Linked DNA regions of Homo sapiens: region 2 is linked to region 1. The links are chromatin loops, found by intact Hi-C in ENCODE. Cell type or tissue: Caco-2. All regions are shown on one strand. Links, peaks and the distances in the headings refer to the core of each region. The heading gives the core; the rest is flanking DNA. Region 1 overlaps RABGGTB (Rab geranylgeranyltransferase subunit beta). Region 2 overlaps SLC44A5 (solute carrier family 44 member 5).

The links. Peaks named below come from ENCODE experiments on the same cell type or tissue, not always from the same donor. Only the 100,000 strongest peaks of a DNase experiment are listed, where the experiment ranks them.
Region 2: a loop joins it to region 1, with 4 times the contacts of the local background. A loop is called at or near these places in 2 of 110 quality-filtered maps.

The regions. Positions count from the first base shown.
Region 1 is chr1:75,791,787-75,800,513 of GRCh38, forward strand. RABGGTB (Rab geranylgeranyltransferase subunit beta) reads left to right here. Exons shown (of 9, transcript NM_004582.4): 7 at 395-520; 8 at 2,298-2,447; 9 at 2,724-3,300. The coding sequence ends at 2,864. MSH4 (mutS homolog 4) reads left to right here and starts at 5,096. Exons shown (of 20, transcript NM_002440.4): 1 at 5,096-5,443. The coding sequence starts at 5,200. In Caco-2, for the core only: no CTCF peak of the experiment used is centred there; no DNase peak of the experiment used is centred there.
Region 2 is chr1:75,228,595-75,239,385 of GRCh38, forward strand. SLC44A5 (solute carrier family 44 member 5) reads right to left here. Exons shown (of 24, transcript NM_001130058.2): 10 at 9,919-10,042; 11 at 8,393-8,476; 12 at 5,392-5,504. Among named protein-coding and RNA genes, the nearest start is that of LHX8, 100 kb to the left of the region's middle. In Caco-2, for the core only: a CTCF peak has its summit at 4,917 (motif pointing right); no DNase peak of the experiment used is centred there.

The sequences.
Region 1 (8,727 bases), core at 1,672-4,171:
TAAGTGGGTTTATAAGCACCAAAACACTTTTGTTTTCCATTAATTTTTCACTAACCATACAGATAAAAAAAAAAACAACACATTTTTCTTTCTTTCCTAAGATAAATTATGAACCTCTTTTCTTGTGCCAGAGAACACTGAATATGTGAATGGATGGCTGTGAAATACTAGCCATGAAGAAATTTTGACAATAATATTTCAGTGCAGAATTGCATACTAGTAATAGTATGCTTGGATTTTTTCAGATATGTGGTATTAATACATGTTTGGAATTTTAAGTGTCAGATCAAGAAGAAAAACTTAAGATATAAAGTGGTGTTTTAATAATTTGAGTTTTATCACTTTTAATGTCAAGAAATTATTATACACATAAACTTTATGTCTGTAATTTTAGATCTATTGTTGCACAGGATTTCTGGCAATTACAAGTCAGTTGCATCAAGTAAATTCTGATTTACTTGGCTGGTGGCTTTGTGAACGACAATTACCCTCAGGCGGGCTCAATGGAAGGCCGGAGAAGGTATTGTTTGATAAGCCATATTCTGCTAGCTTTAGAACCTTGAGTGAATGCTGCTGCTTTGTCTTGCCTGTTTCTATATTGTAAATTGGCCATGAGCTTATTTATTACCTTTCCCTGTTGTGAATTTTCAGTAATATATCCTACTAAAAGACTCCCCTTGACAAAGTAGACCCCCATGAGTTGAAATACTCATTGATCCTAATGTCCATTTCCAGACAGTCTTGTACAGGAATCTCCATGTTTAAGGACAGTTGATTTTGGCAAATTGGATTTTTTAAAAATTAGACTACAGAATTTTTGTTTGCAATCTTCTTATTTAAGGAATACCCAGATAATTTGGTTTGGAGAGAAGATTATTAAATTTTCCTCCACATAATAGGTCTCTCTTATCAGGTCTGTAAGGGACAAATAGTGAATACTCATTTGCAACTATGTAATTGTCCTGTAGAGCAAGTGCAGCCATAAGTGGTAAGAAATGAATGAGTATGGCTGTGTTCCAATTACAATTATTATGGATGGATATACTTGTATTTCCTATGTCAGATGGAATCTTGCTCTGTTGCCCAGGCTGGAGTGCAGTGACGCCATCTTGATTCACTGCAACCTCCGCCTCCCAGGTTCAAGCAGTTCTGCCTCAGCCTCCCAAGTAGCTGGGACTACAGGCGCACGGCTAATTTTTGTATTTTTATTAGAGACGGGGTTTCACCATATTGGCCAGGCTGGTCTCAAACTCCTGACCTCGTGATCTGCCTGCATCAACCTCCCAAAGTGCTGGGATTGTAGGCGTGAGCCACCGTGCCTGACCCAGGACTATATTTAAATGATTTATAAATGTAAAAACTATTCCTACACTATAGATTTGACTCAAGGATTGTAGCTTGCTGTGCCCCTGCCCTCTGAATGGGACGTGGTGGTACAGTAGCTGGGATTACAGTCATACACCACCACGCCCATCCAATTTTGTATTTTTAGTAGAGATGGGGTATCACCATGTTCATCAGGCTGATCTTGAACTCCTGACCTCAGGTGATCTACCCGCCTCAACCTCCCAAAGTGCTGGGATTACAGGCGTGAGCCACTGTGCTCGGCCTGTATTTTTATTTTTAAACCTTAGTATTTCTGAATAACAACGGGTAGAGAAACACCCGCAGTAGCTGTCTACAATAGAGTGAAATAAAAAGCCTGAGGAACTGTCAACAGAAAAATGGGTGGCCGTGGGGAGCACCGGGACCTGCACTTGCACACAATCTAGGGCAGCTTCTAATGAGTCTATGAGTTACTCAGGGATCTCATTAAAATGAGATCAGCCTTGAGTGGGGTTTTCTTTATAGACTTCTGTCACCATATTTTGAAGAGCAAGGGTTTAGTTGATTTTAAGCAGGTGTGTACCCCCCTGGACAGTGCTTGTAGAAAAACAGAACTATACCCATGGATTTCATGATTATACTGCTAGCTTCTTGGTTAAGGGGCTGAGTTAGGCATTCATTGCAGATAGAAACAAAGCAGATGCATGCTTATCAGTGAGTACTGAGATATTTAGCATGGTTACCTATGAATTGAAGTTTGGTCTCTTCTTACCCATTAATTGATTATCTTTCATTCTAAGCAAGTATTTCATACCCTGCATATCAGTATATCCCTGGATTTCGTCCTTCCACATGGTTTGACACTTTGAACATCAGATTACCTAAGAGTGAGACTTAACCCACTTTTAAATTGTTCTCAAAATTAGGGAAATAAAAGAGAATGAAATTGTGGCAACTTTTTTCCCTCCTAGTTACCAGATGTATGCTACTCATGGTGGGTCCTGGCTTCCCTAAAGATAATTGGAAGACTTCATTGGATTGATAGAGAGAAACTGCGTAATTTCATTTTAGCATGTCAAGATGAAGAAACGGGGGGATTTGCAGACAGGCCAGGAGATATGGCAAGTAATATTTCTGACATATTTCTATAAATTATTTCAGCGTTTGCATTACTTCATGGTTCCATGGATTTCCAGGGTGGCATTCCGAGTGTTGCTTTGAAAGCAGTTTTTTTTTCTATTTATTGTAGAGTGTATGAAGGATATAGAACAATCTTACAGAAATTTCTTGTCGCTTGTTGCTAACAAAATTAGTATATGGTAAAGGTCAGGTATTCATAATTTGAAGTTAAAGAAGTTTTCATTTTGTGATCTGTATATAAATTCTTTTTTAAATAGGTGGATCCTTTTCATACCTTATTTGGAATTGCTGGATTGTCACTTTTGGGAGAAGAACAGATTAAACCTGTTAATCCTGTCTTTTGCATGCCTGAAGAAGTGCTTCAGAGAGTGAATGTTCAGCCTGAGCTAGTGAGCTAGATTCATTGAATTGAAAGTTGCATAGTATAGTTTTGCCATTTTAACATTTCTGTATTTGAAGTGCTTATCGAATCTAAAAGTGACTACTGTTAATATTTTGTATATTGTGTTAAATTAATTTTAATAAATTATATAATTATACATATTGTAAAATAAAGACCGGTATTTTATTTTCTGCTTTTTATTCTGAAGTCCTGTTATTCTGACTACAGTTCTTTGTGTATACTTCTGTGTCTGTTATGTTCAATAACTGAGCTAACATAAAATAACTCTAGGTTTCTACTTGATTTTTCCCCCATGTATACCTTTCATCTGTTCTATAGCAAGTTGATGTAAATTGGTTTGTCAACAAGAATGTTAACTGATGAAAGTGGATAGAACCCATACATGAATTAAATGATGCACAAAATAAATGGCTGTTGAAATTTGGAAATGATTGATAGGTTTGAATATGGTTATTCTGAATTGGTCACAGACTTAGGTTAAATGGCAATCTACCATCTTAAAATGGGGTTGTGATTCGGACTGTCCTTTTTTTTTTTTTTTTTTTTTTTTTTTTTAGCATTTTATATATCAGAATTACCCAAAGAAGGAGTTGTCTTCAAATAAGGAAACACTAACGGGTAAGTTGATGGTCACCACAGTATTTTTTTGCACCTGTCTTTTTCTTAAAAAGCTAAAATGGGTACAATCACTCTTTTTTATTTTTTTGTGACAGAATCTCTGTTGCCCAGGCTGGAGCGCAGCAGCACGATCTCAGCTTAACTGCAACCTCCGTCTGCCGGGTTTAAGCAATTCAGCCGCAGCCTCTCGAGTAGCTGGGACTACAGCCGCACACCACCATGCCCGGCTAATTTTTATGTTACTTTAGTACAGACAGGGTTTCACCATGCTGAGGAGCTGGAGACCAGCCTGACCTTGTGATCCACCCACCTCGGCCTCCCAAAGTGCTGGGATTACAGGCGTGAGCCACCACGCCTGGCCTAAAATGAGTACAATCACTCTAGGGGTTTACAGTTTTGGTGAAAGTGAGGTATTCTCTATTTTTAAATTTTATTTTTTAGAGACAGGGTCTTCCTTTCTTCCCCAGGCTGGGGCATAGTAGTGCAATCACAGCTCACTGTAACCTTAAACTCCTGGGCTCAAGCAGTCCTTCCACCTCAGCCTCCTGAGTACCAGGGTCTACAGGTACCTGCCACCATGCCCACTATGCCCAGCTGATTTCTTAATTTTGGGGACAGGCACTGTCTTCCCCAGGCTGGTCTCCGGAGGTGAAGTAATCCTCTGGCCTCAGTCTCCCAAAGTACTGGGATTACAGGGAGGAGCCATCGTGCCCGATCTGAAAATAAGGTTTTTTGATGGAAATTGAGATTTTTCTCAAGTATGTTTGGAATGCCCTGTGCAATAATCATTCCAAGAACAGAGATGTTCTTAAGGACTGTTGTCACTGCATGTGGGTAAACCGCTGTGCATAACTGGTTTATTGAGATACTCAACAGTGGCAGGATTTCAGTAGTGGTGTAAATTAATGTCTTCTAATAGCTTCTGTATGGCAGTATCCAGATAATTTCGTCATGTTTAATCCATGGATCTCTGGTAAGTTGGTACTATTGGCCTTATTTAAGGAATTTTCTAAAGGTCACCACTGCAAAGCTGGAGTTTGAACTTCTAGTGTGCCATTAACTGATTTATATGTTAGAAACCACAGTACTAGAAATTGGTAGATGGGGAATTGTTAACTGAGAGATCTTACCCAGTCAGTCTTTCCCTGTTTCCTACTCTACTATGCACACAGCCATGTGCATACTATCTTTTGATAATATAACTATCTTTCCTATATTTGGTCACAAGATCAACCTTAGGTGGGTTATGCTGTGTGAGCATTACACGTTCTCATTGTGTCAAAGGCACTGGGTGTACTGTGTTGGGTGGTTTCTACATTTAAAGATAAGCTAGTGTGCTTGGACGTGTGGGAAATGCATGTAACATTTGCAATAAGGGAGATTGGGTGCTGTGAGAATAATGGGGCTAACAAATCGGGTGGTCATTGATGGGCCTTGCAGAGTTCTGGTCAGTCTGATACCTGCAGGCTGAGGATGTTCCAGTGAGGTTCATGTGGAAAGTGATGGGTTTGGGAATGGCTGGAAGCAGGGTCATAGACCTGAAGTACGTGAATCCATGTGGAAAGCTGAGCCTGCCTGCGCCTGCGCAGTGCAGCTTAGTGCGTCGGCGCGCAGTTCTCCCGCCCGTTTCAGCGGCGCAGCTTCTGTAGTTGGGCTACTGGAGGGGTCGCTCAGAAACCTCATACTTCTCGGGTCAGGGAAGGTTTGGGAGGATGCTGAGGCCTGAGATCTCATCAACCTCGCCTTCTGCCCCGGCGGTTTCCCCGTCGTCGGGAGAAACCCGCTCACCTCAGGGTCCCCGCTACAATTTCGGACTCCAGGAGACTCCACAGAGCCGCCCTTCGGTCCAGGTGGTCTCTGCATCCACCTGTCCTGGCACGTCAGGAGCTGCGGGCGACCGGAGCAGCAGCAGCAGCAGCCTTCCCTGCCCCGCGCCAAACTCCCGGCCAGCTCAAGGCAAGGAGTGATTGGGTGGAGGAGTCTCCTTGAGGCTAGAGGCCGGCAGTTCATGGAGGCTCGGGGGCACGTGGGTGGTGGTTACCACAGTGAAGTTGTGATTTGGTTGGGGCGTGAGATCTGAGTGCCCTGGGAATTTGGTGAGTCTGGGTGATTAGAAGCCTTGACTTTTCAAATTGGTTCTATTGCAAGACCTTGACTGTGGATGGCTCAGTTCTGAGAAAGGCTGAAGTATCCCATATAACGTCCCTCACAGTGTCTGACAAATGACAGTTTGTGCGTGAGTTTGCTGATAGAAGTTGTGAGCTGATCTTTGGCTGCTGAATTTAATTCTCCAAATCCTGCTAAGGTGGGATAAAATAGATTAAATTGAACATTTCATCTAATTCAGGGAAAATAATATGTTTAGTATTAAAAGAGTGGGCTGGGCGGTGGCTGACGCCTGTAATCCCAGCACTTTGGGAAACCAGGGTGGGCGGATCACTTGAGGCCGGGAGTTCCACACCAGCCTGGCCAACATGGTGAACCTCCCACCCCCATCCCCTATCTCTACTAAAAGTACAAAAATTATCTGGGTGTGGTGGCACGTGACTGTGGTCCCAGCTACTCAGGAGGTTGAGGTGGGAGGATGGCGAGTCCGGGAGGTCGAGGCTGCCGTGAGCTGAGATTGCGCCACTGCATTTCAGCCTGGGTGACACAGTGAGACCCTGACTCAAAACAAACAAACAAAAAAGATGCATGTCCTTCAAATCATTTATTATTTTGTTAGTCTCTATTCATGACAAAGCATCACCATTTTTCACACACGATTGCAACACAATGGTAAAGTAACAAATACCAAATCCAATGGTCATTTTTCAGTTCATCTCATGTGACCTTTCTGCTGTATTTAATGTTCTTAATTTCTTTATTTTTAGAAACAGAGTCTCGCTATGCTGCCCATGCTGGTCTCAAACTCCTGGTCTCAAGTGCTCCTGCCTCGGTCTGCCCAAGCATTGGGATTACAGGCATGAGCCACTGCTGCCTGGCCTATGTTTAATGTTCTTGACTGGTCTTCTCTTAAACTCTTTTAATTTGGCTTCCTTGATTCCACTTGCCCCTGTTTTTCTGCTACCTCCCAGAGAATTGCTGTGCCCACCTTTGTTCCCAAATTATGGGCATGTCATTAAAGCTTTTTTTCCTAGGCCACTTCTACCTAGATGTGACTATCTCCACAGCTCAGATCTCATCTACACTCCAGACTTACTTCAGACTGTCTTCTGAAGTTTTTATTGATGGACTAATGGATACCTCAGGCTGACTATATGATTAATTAAATTCCTCTCTGCACTTTTTTTTTTTTTTTGAGACAGAGTCTTGCTCTGTTGCCCAGGCTGGAGTGCAGTGGCATGGTCATGACTCACTGCAGCCTCAAATTCCTGGGCTCAAGCGATCCTCCCACCTCAGCCTCCCGAGTAGCTGGGACCAAGGCATGTGCCCCTACAGATGGCTAATTTAAAAAATTTTTTTGTAGAGACAGTGTTTTCCTACGTTGCCCAGCCTGGTCTCGAACTTCTAGGCTCAAGCGATCCTCCTACCTCAGCCTCCCAAAATGCTGGGATTACAGGTGTGAGCCACTGCACCTAGCCCTCAAACTCTTAAGTGTTCTTCCATCCTTGTAGCTTACTTACTGTACCACCAGAGTTATGTGGAAAATGATCTTATCATGTCCCTTGCCACTTAAATCAGTAGACCTGTATCTGCAGGTAAAAGATCAAACTCTCTAGAAGGATAGCCAAAGCAATTGGGATCGGTTTCTAATCTTTACAGATTTATCCCTCATCATTTAATATTTACCCTGCTTTCTAACAAAACTGAGCTACTTGCAATTCCTTTAAAGCAACATGAATGTTCACATTGTCAGTCTAATCCCTCTCTTCATCAGATGCTTGGTCACCCACTTATTTATCAGTAATGATAACATTCACTAATTTATATGCACCTACTTTGTTCTGGCTTCTTACTAGGCAGACGGTATCTTTGATCCTCACAATAATTTTGCAGAGTAGATTTTTTTTTTGTTCCTGTTTTACAGATAGAACCAAGGCCCAAATAGGCGAACAAAGGTTCAAATTATGTTAGCAGCTGGGGATAATAATCTGTGCTCTCAATGAACTTAAGGTTCAGTAGAGAAGACAGACTTAAAAATCAACAAATACACATTTAAGAAATAACTGTATTTGAGGTATTTATAATTTTTGAGGTAGGTATAATTAAAGTATGGGGACAAAAGTGGGAAAAGACATTTCACAGAGTAAGTGCACCTTGAACTGGTCTTCAAGAATAAGTAGGAAGAAGAATGCCAGCCAAAGGGAAACAGCTGGAGCGCATTCTTGAGAAAAACACGTGCAAAGGCACAGAAGAATCATGTAAAACTGCTAATAATTTTGCTTGGCTAGAGCAGGAGAGTGATCTAGGTAGATAAACTTGAATGTAGATATAGTTGTGAGAATTAGATCTGGGAGACAAATTTAACCCAGAGACCCCCCATATTCAACACCAGGTCTCTGGTTTTGGTGACTGGATAGATGGTAGTAGTATTTTCTGATTCTGGGAATTTTGTAGGCAAAGCAAATTTTAGAGGGAAGATGATGAGCTCTGTTATGGACATGCTGAGTGTGAAAAGCCTGTGGGATATCCATATATTTATATTAAGATAATTGAATATAGGAAACTAGAGCTAAGAAGAGAGAAACTTGAGGGAAATATGGATTTGAAAGTTACCAGTATGTTGGGACCACAGCAGAGAATATGAAGACTATATAGCAAAATAGAGGTCAAGGAAGTAGGAGGAGAATTAAGACAAGTGAATGAGTTTCAAGAAAGGGTATATAGTCTAAAAGTAGTCTGAGAACAAGAAACAGCCCTCTCCATCTCCAGTTTCCGCATCTCCAGTTTCTGGCAACCACTCTCTTCCTTAGCTCCCTAAAGCCTAGAAATGCTAATGGAGCACATTTTATGCTGGTTCTACACACGTCTTTATGATAGCACCCCTACACCCTGTCCACACCTTTGTAAATATTCTCTTTATCAAATTATCCCAGTTTGAGTATATCATTGATTCCTGCTGGAACCCATATAATGAAGTTATATTTTACCCTATGGTGAGTATGGGGAGACACATAGGAATTGTAAGAAAGAGAGATACTGATCAGATTTGCTTTTCAGAAAGATTATTGGTGATGATTCGAAGAATAGATTAGAGAGGTGTAATACTGGAAGCAAGGAGAAGAAGAAGTAGGAAA
Region 2 (10,791 bases), core at 3,411-5,910, 560 kb before region 1:
TGCTTTTCGTATTCTACTTTGTGTCTATACTTCTTTTCTTCCAATTCTTGTCTTTTAAAAATTGATGATTTTTTGTTTGTTTACTTATATTCCATTTTTCTTCTCTACTCTTTTTGAGCAATCTACTCTATTTTTATAATAGATTACCTTGAAAATCTGTTCTTTTTTTAATAAGCCTAGAGTCAATATGTTAACAAGGAAATACAAGACCTTAGTTACTCAATAATCACCCACTCTAATTATTGCTCAATAATTTTGTTATGTACATTTTAAATAAATTAGTTAGCATGTAGGTAAAGCTAAACAAATTTTGCCTGCATAAAATAATAATTTTAGTGTCCAATGTCTAAAGCAATTATTATTTTATGCAGGCAAAGTTTGTTTAGCTTTACCTAAAAGCTTACTAATTTATATTCTTTGCTCACTATGTTTTCTTTTTTTTATTTTTTATTTTTGTATTACATCTCATATATTTCTGTGGAATCATTCTCCTTCTTCTGTCTCTCATAGCTGCATTCAATCCATCAGGAAATACAGCTATTATACAAATAAAAGCATGTATGGCCACCCTCAAGAGTTTCTCTCATTTGGCATATAAATTTCTGCAATCATCTCCTTACTGGTCTCGTTGCTTCCACTCTTGCCTCACCATGGTCTATTCTCAACACAGGGACTAGGGCAATCATTATATCTCATCTCTTTGCTACCCAAAGCCCTACATTGCCTCCCTGTTTCATTCAGAGTAAAAGCTTAGGTTTTATAATAATCTGTAAGGCTCTGCCCCCTTCATAAATTCTATGACCTCATCTCCTACTATTTTTTCCTTTACTCAGTACACCCATCCACACCAAGCTCTCAGCCACTTCTTCAACACACTCTTATGTTATAAGGCCTTTGCTCCAGCTGTACCCACTGTCTGGAACTTTTCCTTCATCTTAACTGTCTAACTCCATTGCTTCCAAGTGTTTTCTTAGATATTTTCCCCAAAAGAGCCCTCCTGCTAATACTGCCATTTTCACTCCTTGCCCTACCATGGCATTCTCAATCTCCCCTTACCTGCTCTACCTTTTCTTTTTTCCATAGCAATAACCACCTTCTAAGATATATATTACTTAGGCTATGAGCATCATGAGAGTAAGAACCTTAGTCTGTTCCTTTACTGTTGTACATCAAGAGTCTAAAATAGTGTCTGTACACAGCAGCTGTTCAATTGATATTTGTTGAATAAACAGAATAATGTATGACTAGATGTGGATTTCTCTTCCTTTACTCTCCTTAGTATAATGAGGGCTTCCTATATCTATGGATCCATGGTTTCATCGGTTCTAGAAAATTCTCAGCCAAGAGCTTTCAAATATGGTTGATATATGTTAGGCCTTTCTCAACCTATTTTCTATTTCTTTGAACCACACAATCATATTTTTGTCCCCTTGTTACATTCTGCTATATTTTTGGTAATTACTTCAGATTCATATTTCAGTTCATTAATTCTCTATTTTGCTGTTTAGCTTATCAATTAGTTTTTAATCTAACATTTTTATTTTGAAAAGTTCTATATGGCTCTTCTTCATGTATGCCTGGACGTTTTTGTTGATTTTTATTTTTGTTGCCCAAGCCTTTAATAAATGATACTCCATGTCCATGAATGAATGAATTCACTTTTTTTTTTTTGAGACAGAGTCTCGCTCTGTCACCCAGGCTGGAGTGCAGTGGCACAATCTCAGCTCACTGCAACCTCCGCCTCCTGAGTTCAAGCAATTCTCGTGCCTCAGCCTCCCGAGTAGCTGGGACTACAGGTGTGTGCTACCATGCCCAGCTAATTTTTATATTTTTTTTAGCAGAGACGGGGTTTCACCATGTTGGCCAGGATGGTCTCAATCTCTTGACCTTGCGATCCACCTGCCTTAGCTTCCCAAAGTGCTGGGATTACAGGTGTGAGCCACTGTACCTGGCTGTGATTCTATCTTTAATTCTTTAAACCTTTCATGCATGGTTATTTCATGTTCTATATCTTTCTTTCTTGATTTGTTTTTGTCTTTTGAGACAGAGTCTTATTCTGTTGCCCAGGCTGGAGTGCAGTGGCATGATCTCGGTTCACTGCAACCTCCTCCTCCCAGATTCAAGCAATTCTCCCACCTCAGTCTCCCAAGTAGCTGGGACTACAGGTATGCACCATCATGCCCAGCTAATTTTTGTATTTTTAGTAGAGACAGGGTTTCACCACGTTAGCCAGGTTGGCCTCCCACTCCTCACCTCAAGTGATTGGCCGCCTCGGCCTCCCACAGTGCTAGGATTATAGGAGTGAGCCACTGCAGCCAGCTACATGTTCTATATCTATTAATTCCCATATTTGAATTCTTGGAGACCTCAATCTCATGTTTATAGTATCCACTGATTTTCACACAGAACTGTTTTCTTGCAGGTCAGGTAGTCTCGGACTTTATTGATCTGAATCTGTGAAAACCTGGTGATGTTAATTGAGGAAACTTTCATCTAGAGGAGATTTACATTTGTTTATTTTGGCAGTCAAAGGGTACTAACAAACTGGGGTCATTTTAGACATTTCTAGGATGCCAGACTTACTCCAGGAGTTTCAGGTATGATCCCCTGTTCTGCTGCCAACTCAGGTCTAAGTCTCCCGATCCCAGCACTGCTATGGGTTACCCAGTGCTTCCTGCTTGGTTCCCCGCTTTGATTTTAGCTCATGAGTTATTTTTTTCATTTGGAGGAGATTTCCTTTATTTCCTAAAGTTTATCAAAACAATGTATTATATAAAACAATACAGCGCAATCCTCTTTTTAATGTCACGATTTCATAGCAAGAAGGCCCTTCAGACAGTTTACTTTCCTCCTACTAGTGAATGTGAAAGTCTAGACAATATTTTCCAATTTCTCTTTCTTTGCTTTCTCTCTCTTGTCCTAGATTTTTAAAAATTATGATCTCTGGACTTCAAGTCCTCTTTCCTCAATAATATTCCTGAATAACAATAATATCAGCAACAACAAAAATAGACATTATTTATTGAACATTTACTATATGCTAGCAAAATCTAAGTACTTTATAAGCATTATTTTGTTTAGTAGTCACATATTCCTGTTATATGATTGAGAAACCTATGAATTAAAGAAAACTGTATGCTTGCAGAGGATCATACAGTTAATATGTGATGAATCTGGGATCGTGCCTTTTTCATACCTTAAATAGATGCTCATAAACCAAAGTGTTATATGTCTTCTCCTGTATACCTCTTAACCTGTTCTGGCCAATGAGAATTGTTCCATTGCTGTTCATAAACACTTGCCCACAAACAGTCTGGCTTTTTCTCTGCTCAGTATGACACATCCACATTGTTATTTGCTCTAGTAAATGGGCTGCTGTCAGTAGGAAATTTCAGTAGAAAAAATTGGTTTCTCATGATATGTAGAAAGTCAATTGTCCAGGATAGTAGCAGAGGTCAGTTACATGTAGTCTTATTTTCTGACACTCCTCAACCTAACTGGACCTTTCCTCCCTCAGTAAATTACTGTCAAGCTTACTTCCTACACCATTAATTTTTGGGTTAATACTATCTAGGGAGTCAATAGGGAGCGAAAATTAAGTTGTTTTACCTGCACTTTTTATATGTTGACCATGTTTCTCCTTTTTGCCATTGTCAAAACTGCACTACAGCCAATCTCAGATTTTTCTTGCTACTTAAGACATCAGTTAAGTCAATAGCAGACTTTACTGCCCTTTCCTTCCTGATGACAATGCAAGAGTGATTGAATCACAAGCCCAGACTCTCCAGTGGCAAAGGGCAGAGTTTATTTTAAGCTCCAAGCAGGAACACAAAAACAAGATGTTTAAACAACTTTTTTTTTTGCAGTTTCTGATTAGGGCATGAAAGTTCTTGTGTTCCTGGACCAGACTGATCCACCTCTTATTTGTTACCTGGCTGTGCTCAATAAGAAGCTCAGGTGGGATGCAAGAGGAGCCGTACAGCAGGAGCAGATAGGGAACACCTGAGAAGTCCAAATGATTTACTAAAAACTCATTGGAGATAATGAGGAGGGTAATAACAATAACCCAATGCATACTGATTGTCAGCTGTGTTCCAGGTACTGCTCTAAGAGCTTTATATTCATTGTCTCATTTAATCCTTAAGATCCTCTGAGATGAAGATACCATTATTATGCTGATATTATAGACGAGAATACCAGGTCTTTTAACCACCAACAAACTTCCAAAGTTACCCAGTTGTATGTTATGGAGCTGGATTAGAACACAGGCTAACTATACAACCTGCAGATTCAACTGCATTCTTATATGTGCAAAGCTCTTCTTCATTGAATGACAGAAATAAGAGATTGTTATTTTTGATGTCTACTACCATAAAACTGTTGTCAGTCCAAATGGTGCCGTAGGGGAAATCATTCTTTTAAATAGAAACATCTCAAACATTCATATAATATATTGGCTCATACCTTTTTTAGAAGACTGAAAGGAAGCTTCCACAGGTGGTATATACTGTTCCACGTGAGACACTTTAATTCATATGTAGAGCTCACATTATACCTGATATGTATTGTTTTGGGGGGATCAAGTTTGTGATTAGATTTCAACCTTGATTTTAAAAATTGTATTTGTATAAATTTATGGGGTACGCATATAATTGTGTTATATGTATATATTGCATAGTGGCTCTTAGTGTATCCATCACCTGAATGACATGCATTGTATCCATTAAATAATTTTTCATTATCCACCCCCTTCCAGTCGTCAACCCTTCCACGTTCCCACTGTCTATTACTCCACACTCTACGTCCACGTGTACTCATTATTTAGCTCCCACACATTATTTAGCTCCCACACATTATTTAGCTCCCACAGACAGTACTGTAATTCTCCATACAAAAGTGTAATTCGGAATACTTGCCTCTAGAGGGCAATGCTTCATTGTGGAGTACCAATTATTAAACGGTGTGACAGCACCTGGATTAAACGTACTAAGTTGAAAGAGAAAAATAGATCACACTTCTGTAACTTTTCGGACCTGGCCTTTGATCGGATAGAAACGTTAAAGAAATAAAAGAAGTTGTCTGAAATGTTTTTCATTAATCTAAAAGGATTTCTTTTTACCTCCTTCTTAGTATCCATGAGGCAGGAGACCAAAGGCTGGTAGGGAAAAGAGTAAAATGTTCTGACAGCATTTTTTCCCCAAAGATACAGGAAGAAAAAGTTACAGAGACAATATATGCAAAATGAAATATTTTTTCTAAGTTTAAAGCTTTTTTGAGGGTAAAGAATAATTAGATCCACTGAAAACAAATGCTTTCTGGTAACTGATAACAGCGATTGAAAATAAAAGGATTATTCTGATATTTGATAATTTGAAGAGGAGTGATACCTACCATAACCTATAATTCCAATCACACCAATCATGAAGACCCAGAAGAGGCATCCAGCTATGAACCTCAGAAGTATCAAAAATATCCAACTAAGGACCATGGCAATCGTCAGGCCACTAGAAAAAACCCACAACAAACACAGTGGTCAAGTGTGCTAAACACAGCATATTACAAACATCAAGACAAAACTTTTTTTCTATTCAAAATTATTCTTAAATTCTTTTATTTTACCTGGCTATAGAAACATTAATAATGTTAAAAAGTGTAAACAATGATTTCCATTAAGACTTTCATATGAAAGAATAGGATCATCAGGGACTTTATACAGAACTCATCTTCATGTACCTGGGTAAACTGAAGTCTAGTATCAGTCATTGTTCAAGGAAAAATACAATTTCTCCAACTACAATTTTGATTTATTGGAGACAGTTGCCATGTCTTATTTTTTCCCTTCCTACCTATCTACTAGGTCATAAATTGTGAAATGTATTCATGATGAATTTGTTCTGTTCCATTTACTTAGTGACTGGTGGAAATCTTCTATAATATGGCTATCTAGAAGTAAGAGAATCATTTTGGGGCAGAAAGATAAGAAAAATAACTGGCCATCCCCGGAGCCCATAATGCTGTAGTCATTATCACTATGGTCTAATTATCTCTAGGAGTTTGTGATGCCTTATGTCATCCAGACTTCTATTCCAGCTCCCCAGTGATCTGTGGGCCATTATTTGGAATCATGATAAGGCTTCTGTGTCTCCAGGGACATGTGACTTTATCAAGCAATTAACAGCACGACTATCTTCTGTCAGCTTTAATTTCTTCTTAGAGCTTGACTGAACTACTAGAGAAGCTTCTTTTCCTCCCATATATCCAGGTTAAGGTCACATTGGAGTCTTCTAATGTAATTTCCTCAAAGAGAACTCATTAAGATCGGAAAGTTGGCTGACTGTTCTATTAAGAACTGATATGTCTGGTGCTATCTGTAAGTTTCCAAACATAGCAACAGACAGAGTGTAGTACATTTATTAAGTTATTGTCTCAAGTGTTATCTTTTTATTATAAAAAATCTCAATAATTACTGTCACTGGATAGATGACAACACAGTATTGAAGTATCATGGTCTTGCAAAGCCTGCGCTTTTAACTTGAGAAGTCATTCCCTCTTAAAATCACGGACACTTTAATGCTTAAATATTCAATATGATTGAAAGATTATTCCATGGCCTAGCCCAAGGGAAGTATTCAGAAATGTCAGAGGAAAAAAAACAAAAAATACAGCTATTTTAAGCGTATCAATACTTTAGATTTATATTTATAAAATAAATAAGAGCAGAAGAATTGAAAATAAAGGGAGATGTTCATGTTTTACTCTTATGAGTGGTGCCTGGGTGGAGAGGGTTTCATTGTGTGTTTTGGGGGTGAGGTAGGCAGGATAATCTATCATAATGTACACTTGTTCAGGTAGGTGTGAAAAAGCCAAATGAAGAAGAAGCGTGGAAATTATCTAGTGACATTTGGGTCTGACAATAGGAGAATCAATTTAAATACTGTCGAGAATAGACTACAATCTCTGCTGGAGATAAATCCTAACATACTAACAGTAATTACTGTAATTGTTTAGGACAAAGCATCAAAATGAGTAAAATCTCATAAAGTGATCTAATTTTACAGCTCTAAACACCACACACTAGTATCTCACACAAAATACAACTTAGACTTTATTATGCATCATATAGTTACATGCATCTATCTTGCTCCACTAGTGTTTTTCGTACTCTTCCCTGAACCACATTTTTTTTGTGCTGCTACATTCAAGGACCCATATAGAAGTTAGGAAAACAAAGATGAGTTAGACATAGTTACTATTGTAAAAAGTTCATACTTTATCAGAGGGAAAGGGCCAGGTAAATAAAACACAGAATGGTAGGTGCTATATGGAAGATAAGTATGTGTGTGTATTTATAGGTGTGTAAACACACACATGTACACACATGATGGGTATGAGGAACACATAAGAAGAAGTAAGTAATTACATCTGGGGAAGATAATAAAGGTTATAAATGATACTAAAGCTGATTTTTAAAAAGGAGGTGCAGTTGTCCAGGACTCAGTACCAGGAAAGGAAACAGAATGTGCAAATTTACAGGATTTGATAGTCTAGGGATGGGCACATTATTTGATATGTTTAGAATATAGTGTTAACCAAGAAACTTGGGTGGAGATGAATCTGAGAAACTAAATTGGGCTAGGTTTTAAAGGGCCTTAGAAGTAACTGAAAAAGTTTTAATTTTAGTCTTTGACCATTAGGGAACCATGGGAGCTTTTAAGCACTGGAGGGTGACAAAAGAGCCAGACAGTAATGACAGTCTTAAATGGGTCACACATTTACCCATTCCAGTCCAGTGACTACATTTCCTTAACTTTCTAGGAATGCAACTCTTATGCCTGAAAATGTTACATCTCCTCCTCCTTGTTATCTATACATATATATTTATGTATCGCATATGTAGCTATGTAGCTTTCATAACTACAATGACTTCTGGTTATGATGAATACCAATCATTACGTGGAAGGGATGTGTTGAAAAATAGGAACGATCCTTTTAAAGTCAAGGGAGGGACGAATTAGAAAAAAGAATCTGAGAAACAATCCTGCCTCCACAGTAGCATGTGATGAGAAGCACACGAGTATTACAGATACAGAAGTCCTGCAGATATTGCTCCATGTGACTTGAAGTATATATTCATAGGTACTTTTATTAGTACTTTAGTGAATAAAATTAAAATTTACACTCTGCCAACAGTGGGCATATTTCCAAATATCTTTTCCCTGTCTCACCTCACCTGAAAAAGAAAATGGCAGGAACTGACATCTGAGTGAAATTTGTTATGCCACCAGTACATTTCTTTTATTCATGAATAAAAATATAAAATTTGAAGAAAGAGTTCTACAAAGATAAAATCAGAATGGGGCTGGAGAAGAAACATCTATGTGTTTTCACTTACATGAGAATCCAATACCAAGTTCTTGCATAGTCTTCAAACACTTTCAATCCAAGTGACTTTGCATCAAGAAGTTTATTGATACCACTGCATTGAAAGAAGGGAAAAAATCAATTATTTTTTGATGACCACTAAACAGAAATGTTCTTTTTATGATAAAAGGGATTCTGCAAGGTGCTGTTGAAAGCATGTTTTCAGAAACCATCTATCAGTAGTGACTGTTTTCCTAGCCACAATAATACATAAAATGTCACTTCAGTAAACCTGCAAAGGTAGCTATAGCTGCACGCAGAGAGAACATGGTTTTCAAGAACGGTGAACAAATCCTTTTCCACTGTATGCAACATTCCCTCAATATTGCAGAAACCTCACTGTAAGAAATGAATTTAAATGATAAGATTAGCTTTTAATTTGCAAAACCCATAGTCAAGAATGAACATGATCTTTAATTCCTCTTCCTAATCCTGACAGTAAGGCATGATGGAACACATACTAGAAATTTCACAATCATCACTGTCCAATTTGAGGAATTATCAAAGTGAACACATTTATGTAACTACAACATTGTCAACCCCTTCTTCATGTGCCCCAATTGCAACACCTCTCCCTTCCTCAAAGTAACCACTATTCTGACTTTTGTGATAATTCCTAAGTTTTCTTTTTCATTTTACTAATTATATATGCATCACAGGGAAATAAATTTAACTCTGCTTGTTTTTGACTTTTATATCAAAGAAATCATATTTGTATCATTATTTTGAGACTTCTTTTACACAGATTTATATTTCTGAAAATCATGCAAGCTGCTATTGTATTCTAAATCTGCAGGAACTACACTGTACTAATTATACTCCTAAAGTCTTTTAAGATAAATAAATTTTTAGAATATCTTTTTTATCTATAATTCAACAACTGAGCAATGCAGCGATATGCTGTACACATTTATGTTTGTGCACATGTGTGTATGCGTGCACACAGGGAAATATATTTTCCAGTAACATGGAGCACCATGTGTGTAGAGCCAAGGGACGTGGGGAATTTACTGCATTATACTTAGTACATAGAAATTTGATATGCCACCAATACATTTCTTTATGTCACACTTCTATACCTGTTGATAATGAAAGATTTAACCATTTTGAAAAGCATCATTATTCTTTCTTTCTTTTATTTTCCTTTTTTTTTTTTTAAATCCCAGCTAGTCAGGAGGCTGGGGAAGGAGAATTGCTTGAACCGGGAAGGTGGAGGTTGCAGTGAGCTGAGATATGGCCCCACTGCTCTGCAGCCTGGGCAACAGAAAAAAGCATCATTATTCTTTCTAAATGATTCTGGGTTCTCCCTTACATGTTCTTCTTAATGAATATGTATCAAGCTCTTCAATTCACAGTAACACGTATATTTCATATATATATATATATATATATATATATGTGATTATTTTCCTATAACCCTTAACCCAATAGGCGCTTTAGTCTCGAGTGCAATAACAAAATGCATCAAACTGAAAATTAGAATGTAAACACACATACTTTGCAGCAATCCCGAGTTCTACAACACTTCTTGTCCCTCCATTTCCATCTTGAAACATCATCTTACTTCCTATTGTTAAAGTGCCATTTTTGGTAGAGAAGTCAGGGAAACATCTCTGGAGAACTGTAAAAATAAATTAAAATTATTGTAATCACTTTTCTATTTCTTCTTTAATGATGTCCTCCCTTTCTTAAGCTTTCTGTTATATATAATCAAATTCTTGCTAGGCATGCAAATTGCTCAATATAGATAGCTCATTGCCTGTTACTTGATGATATGATTTTCTAATGGTCCTAAGACTAGAAAGCAAATATGATCACACTCTGAAACTACATTCTAAACTTGATTATTTTACATCTGGTATATTCATCAAGTCATCATAAATAAAATGTACATCACAGGTTTTAAAAGAGTAACAATGATACATACCATTCATGGTAAGCACATTTTAGTAGAAAGGCCACATTAACTTGTATGACTGGATGAGTTTAGTTTTACTATTAAAAATACATATTAGGAACTACTTGAGTAAAACTTTGAAAATTGGGGATCAGTGAATAATACCTTGGCAAATAAGAACCAGCTCAAATTTTAGGCTACTAAAACAACTAAATTTTTGTCTGTGAATTCTTAACAATTTGTCTCCCAGCTTTTTCATTTACAACAGTTTTTTAGTGGAGCTGAAAATGGAAATTCTGAAACTATCAAAAGAGGCCTACACTTTGTAGACTGGTATGATTTCTAAGAAAAGTAAAATCACTGTTCAATCTTCTATGTTCTTATTTTGATTGGAGTCTTTGCCTCTTTACACATTTATTTCTAAAAATATTTTAAAACCACAATTTTAAAGGAAGAAATAAGGAAAATCAGAA